Linked DNA regions of Homo sapiens: region 2 is linked to region 1. The links are chromatin contacts, found by Hi-C or POLR2A ChIA-PET in ENCODE. All regions are on one chromosome and are shown on one strand. Each heading gives the region's core, a stretch centred on a gene start or an enhancer-like site at or near the end of the contact. The rest is flanking DNA. Distances are from core to core; before and after follow the strand shown.

The links. A loop is a pair of places that touch in the nucleus more often than their neighbours do. ChIA-PET counts read pairs that join two places held with the same protein, here RNA polymerase II (POLR2A). Pooled maps may share reads with other maps.
Region 2: a loop to region 1 is called in a pooled map, with 16 times the contacts of the local background. The contact joins the promoter of RRAS2 here to the promoter of USP47 in region 1. A Hi-C loop is called at or near these places in 1 of 37 single-sample maps with no recorded cell type and 5 of 50 pooled maps. POLR2A ChIA-PET finds 5 or more read pairs at or near these places in 2 of 52 experiments (GM12878 and OCI-LY7).

Annotation. Positions count from the first base shown.
Region 1 is chr11:11,840,605-11,843,594 of GRCh38, reverse strand. USP47 (ubiquitin specific peptidase 47) reads right to left here and starts at 1,623. Exons shown (of 28, transcript NM_001282659.2): 1 at 1,371-1,623. The coding sequence starts at 1,409. LOC107984311 (a long non-coding RNA gene) reads left to right here and starts at 1,754. Exons shown (of 4, transcript XR_001748134.3): 1 at 1,754-2,420. RefSeq lists enhancers at 1,380-1,519, 818-1,681, 1,730-1,899, 1,682-2,547.
Region 2 is chr11:14,357,753-14,360,452 of GRCh38, reverse strand. It overlaps RRAS2 (RAS related 2), which reads left to right and starts at 1,270. Exons shown (of 6, transcript NM_012250.6): 1 at 1,270-1,690. The coding sequence starts at 1,583. RefSeq lists silencers at 1,171-1,670, 1,741-1,940, 1,981-2,100 and an enhancer at 2,341-2,440.

The DNA of each region.
Region 1 (2,990 bases), core at 374-2,873:
AATACACATTTATACCTTTCTTACAGCACCTATCACTTCCTTCCTTGCATAAGAATTACTTACGTGGTAAAGTACCTAGTCCCTAATTGGAGTTCAACAAACACTAGTGTTCCCTTTCTTAGTAGCTCAGAAAGTTCCCAAGGCAAGAATTCTGATTAACTCATCTGTTTATCTGCTTTGCACAGAGTTGGTGACGCTTGATGAACAAATACTGACACATAACTCTCTGCCTTTTACAAAAATCGTCCTTGCAAAACAACTATCACTGCCCTTCTGACAAAGCTGGGAAAATACTTGTATCATACAGGTACATAACTCCAATAATATCACCCTTGCATACTGTCAGAGCTTGCTTAAGTAACAAAGAATTGCTACAAAACAAGTAAAACAGGCACAAAAAAATTTAAGAATCTGTAATGATCACTCATTAATTTCAAGATCGCACACAGTTAATTTCAATCCAACACTTGTCTCTATTTAAGGTATATGAGAAATAAAAATCCAAAGCATTAGCCTGATGATCAGCCAGTTAAAAATACACATTTGAATACGCCGAAGATATTTATAAAGCCAACAGAGATACTATTAATACGTTGAAATTCGCTGGCCAGTGCTGGATTCTACCCTAAATCTTCTACTACTATTCAAGAGAAGCCAAGTAGTCAAGGCTTCTCGTATCACTTGCTTTTAAGAATTTAAGAAGTCACTCAAATTGGCATACACAACCCAACCTCAAAAAAAAAAAAAAAAAAAAAGAGTTCAGCTCTCCATGTGGTAATGTTCTCCTATCTCCTTCCTTTACATTAATGTCCCATGTACTACTTTTCCACGATCTTCGGTAGGCCCCATTTAGGCAGGCCAATAGTACTACCAAGTAACAGGAGTTGAAAAAAGTCGTAACAGTTAAGTCTGCCCTCCCACAGATCTCACTTGGGTGTAGATTTCACAAGCGCTGAAAGCTATACGCTGCCACTGTCAAACCCAGAAGCAGCACCGTCACCCTGCCGTGCCCATAGGCAACTGTTCCAGAATGTTTTCTTTGAAATGATCTCTCCCGGCTCCACACGTTAAACAAGAACTTAAAAGGCCACCTTCTCCCCTAGAGCAGAACCTGATTCTTTCCCGTCCGCTCCTTTATTCGTCCAGCCCCATAAAACCCGAGGCGGGAGGTCCGCTCCCCGGCCCCTAGAGCCAGCGGGTCTCCCAACTGCTCGCCGCACCCACCGTCCACCCCCGACTGCCTCACGCCTCCTCATTCCCCCACAGCCGAGCCTGCACCCCGGCCGGGCCCGCAGCCGAACCCCGGCCCGGGCCTGTGTTGCCTCGAGCGGCCGCAGGCCTAAGGCCTAACCTCCTCTGGGGCCCCTCACCTCTTTCGGGACCAGTTGGTTCTCCTCGCCGGGCACCATCGCTGACTCCGGCCGCTCCTCTCCGCCCTGCCGGGGGAGGGTGGAGGGTGGCGGCGGCTCGCTAGCTCAAGAGAGAATGGCAGCGGCAGTCATCCTCTCCGCCGCCTGCGCTCCAGCAATAGCGGAGGCCTCAGCCTGGGCCTCAGACACCAGCGCGCAGACACCGACCCAGGGCTCCGCCGCCGCCGCCGCCGCTACCACAGCCGCCTTCGTCGTCGGCCCCTCCCCCAGCCCGCTGCAATCAATGGAAAAATGGCGGCGGCCGCTCTCGCGAGAATTCGGCCCGTCGGGCTCCAAGCCCGGCGCCTGGCGTCGGAGGTGGCCGGCACTTGTCGCTAGCTTCTAGTCACCTCGGCTCTTCCTCAGCCCCGGGAGGTACAGAATTGGCGAGACAGCCATGCAAACGCTTTTCGTTAGAGGAGAGCTGGACGTTCCATCTCGGGACTCCCTCTGCCGGCCGGGGAAGGACCAGGCCCACTGTCCTCCCTGCCTTCTCGGGCTCTTCGGACTCTCTGCCCTGCAGGGAAAGACTCGAGCCGAAAGCCCCATCTCTGACCCTAGCAACTCATACCCTTCTGGCTTCCCTTTAGCAAAGCGCCTGGACGTCATCCCCTCTTCAGATACCCCAGGCCTCGTCCTGGTAGAGACACCACCGCGGGCCACCTCCCGGCCCCCGCCCTTAGACACGGCTCTGGCCCTTCCAGTCAGAATGGACAGCGTTTTATTTGCTCCCGTTCACTCTCCTGACGTTCTTTTCCCCTCTCCCCACCCTCCCTCTCAAGGGCCCCCAGCTGGAGGGACCTCAGGGGCCACCCCCTGCTTGGGGAGGCAGCCACCCCTTCCCTTATGAAGCGGTGTCCTCACCGCCCGCCCCCCGCAACTACATTGGAGAGGCGCTCCCCTGCCCTCTTCCAGGGAACTTCCTTCTCCATCAGGGCCAAGTCTGAGACTGAGCTAGCCTTCCAAGAGTAGAGCTGCAGTATGCTTCAACCTGTGATCTCCGTTAACAAGGTTTTTAGAGAATTTTAATCTTCTCTAGTAGTAAGCATGGTGCTTTGTGTTATACTAAACAAAGTTTGCAGAAGTCATTTCTCCAAATCCTGCTTCCATTATGGAGACTCGGCGGGGCTCCTTCATGAAGACTTTTATGGATACAGTGATCTTACAGCATGCTGAGATAATATAATCTTGTCATGTTCCTAACACCCACAGCATTAACTGCCTGCACTTGTGTTCTCCAAACTTTTTTTTATTGTAATCCCGTTACCAAAAAAAAATCCATATACTTATATAAGTTTTATACGTGTCCTGCTGTGTGCAGAATTATAAAACATTTGTAAAATGTAAAAAGGCTAAGACAAAGATGACATAAACATTTAAAATAACTTAGTTATTTTCCATATTAATGGTATAAAAATCTTTGTTATTCTCACTAAAAATATTTAAGGAAATCAATATGATTGACTAGGTTTCGTTAGTTTTAAAAATCTTTAATACTTCGTGAAATAGTTATTAAAATATCTGATTGAACGTCAGGTTATTTTTGTACTTGGTTTTAATGGCTGTCATAAGCTGAAAAAA
Region 2 (2,700 bases), core at 21-2,520, 2.5 Mb before region 1:
CTTCAGCCTGGGTGACAGAGGGATCTTGTCTCAAAAAAGAAAAAAAAAAGATTTTTAAAAAAGGAATTCAGGATGGGCTGGCCTGGATGGGTATTTTTGCTTGGGGTCTCTCACGCAGTTGCATTCAGATGCTAACAGGGGATGCCGTCATTGGAAGGCTCGATTAGGCTGAGTGTCCAAGATGTCTCACTTAGATGGCTGGCAGGTGATGCTGGTGATCTGGTGGGAGCTCAGTGGGACTTTTTTTTTTTTTTTTTAAATGGCATGTTGCTCCTGGCCATCAATCAGACTTCGACTGGCATGCCTACATGTAGCCTCTTTAGCATGGCAGTCTTATGATAGTCAAACTTCTGACTTTGTTCCTCCCGGAGTGAGAATACCAAGAGAACAGCTGCATGGCCTCTTCTGATCTAGCCTGGGAAATTAGGCAGCATCTCTTCTGCTGCATTCTACTGGTTCCAAATGAGTTACCAAGTGAAGTCCAAGAACTTGCAGTCATGTTCCAAGATTGCTGTAAATGCTTCCTGTGTAGCAGCACTGTTTTATGTGCTCATTTAATTCTTATTAAAAACCCCATGAGGCCGGGTGCAGTGACTCACACCTGTAATTCCAGCACTTTGGGAGGCCGAGGCGGGAGGATTGCTTGAGGCCAGGAGTTCAACCCCTCGCACTCACACTCCTCATATCCAATTACTGCACATTTGTCACACATAAACATAGCCACTATGACACTGTACTGACACATACAAAATCTGTCACATTCCGTCTTGCCCATGCAAGCTCAATCACTGACTTATTCTCCATGCTCAGCCACTGTCCCATTCTTCACACTGTCACAACCACCAGCCCATCACACACTCAATTACTGTGACACAGCTCTAATCCTCAATCACTGTCACATACTGTTTTTCACACAAATATGGTCACCATCTGTACTCTTAAAGCAGGGTATGTACTCTCCTATAAAATTGAGTTAATATGCCAACAGCCCTATTTTTCGCACACGCCGTCACATATTGTATTTTTCATCCACACAATCCCTTACATAGACAATTAGGGTGACACACTCTTTCTGCCTTCGTCCCACTCCCAACTGACACCCACTCCCACACTCTCACGCACTCGCTCACTGGCTAGGGATTAGAGCGGTGTGTCCGTGGGGGTCTGAAGCCCGGGTTACCTCCCGAACCTCAGCCCCAAGCGGCGCGGCCCCGCCCCTCCCCGCCCCCTCATGCATATGCAGCACCTCAGCCTGGCAGCCCGGCCCCCAGACGGCCATTTGTGGCGGCGCTGGAGGCTGCGTTCGGCAGGCGCTGCGGAGACGCGTAGAGGAGCGCGCCCCCCGGCCGCTGCCGCCCCTGGCCCGTGCCGTCACCCCGCTTCTCCGCGCCTCGGGCGGTACCCAGCCAGTCCCCAGCGCCGCGCTACCGCGCTGACCGGCCCTCCAGACGCCTCCCGGTACCCGGGACCCCAGCCCGGCCGCTCGCCCGCAGCCCGCCGGCCGCACACGTCCCCGGAGCCGGGCCTAGGGCGGGCGGCAGCGGCGGCTCGGCGCAGTCAGGCTGGGCTCTGTAGCGTCCCCATGGCCGCGGCCGGCTGGCGGGACGGCTCCGGCCAGGAGAAGTACCGGCTCGTGGTGGTCGGCGGGGGCGGCGTGGGCAAGTCGGCGCTCACCATCCAGTTCATCCAGGTACCTGGAGCGGGCCTGCCCGGGGCGCCGGAGCGGCGGCGGGCGGGGGCTGGCGCTACCTGTGGCGGGGCGGCCGCCGCGACCTCGCCCCAGAGGCGCCTCGCGGGCCCGGGCCGGGGCCAGGGGGCGGGAGGGCGCGGGGCCGACTACGCTCCTGCCCTGCGGCCGCAGCGTCGCGCTCCTGCCTCCTCCCGGGCGCGGCGTCGCGGGAGTAGGGCTTCTCAGGAATGTGGTCGGGAGGGCGGAGCTGGAAGGGTGGGAAGCACCGATCCACCTTATTGCTCTGGCCGAGGCCAGAGACCTCCGGGAGAGGCTGGGCCACCGAGCCGGGCTTTACTGCTCCGAGGGTCCGGGCGTGGGGCTGGAGCTGGAGCCCCGCGCGCTGCTTTTCCAGCCGCCTGCGGCCGCGCCTTCACCGTCGGGGCGATAGCGGTGGCAACTTGGCCGCGGCTCCGCGTGGTCTCCGGGCTTCCCCGCGCCGCCTGAGCCGGAGCTGCCCGCTTCAAGTACTGTGTATTTCTTTGTGTGTGTGTTACGCTCTTTTTATAAGTACTCTCTTAGGTAATATGTCCGGGTGGGAGTGTGTGATAATGCCCCGGGGAAATGGTGGCTTCTAGGAAGTTAAAAATGTTCTCTGATGGGGTGAGACCATTTCCTAGGAATTCCTGATGCCGTCCTGCTTCTCGCCGTGCCTAGGTGAAGTTTGGGATGGGCCGGGCTAGGATATGACCGAGTCGTGCGTTCTGTTTTCTAACCACCCTCTCCCCTACCCCCAGCCCTCTCTGGTTGCTAGAGACGGTAAGTCAGGGGTTTGTGGTAAAGAAAAGGGAGGTGGTATTCTTCCTTCTTAGAATTTGCTCTTGGGGAGAGGTTTGAGTAGTCTTTTTTGGGATTTTTAAAACACAAAGCCCCGATGTCTTTCTGCTTTTGTCAACCTAAAAGGTGTGGCATATGCTGGGAGAGAACGAAGGTACCCTGTTATAACAGGAAACAAGGATATTTTTCACAGT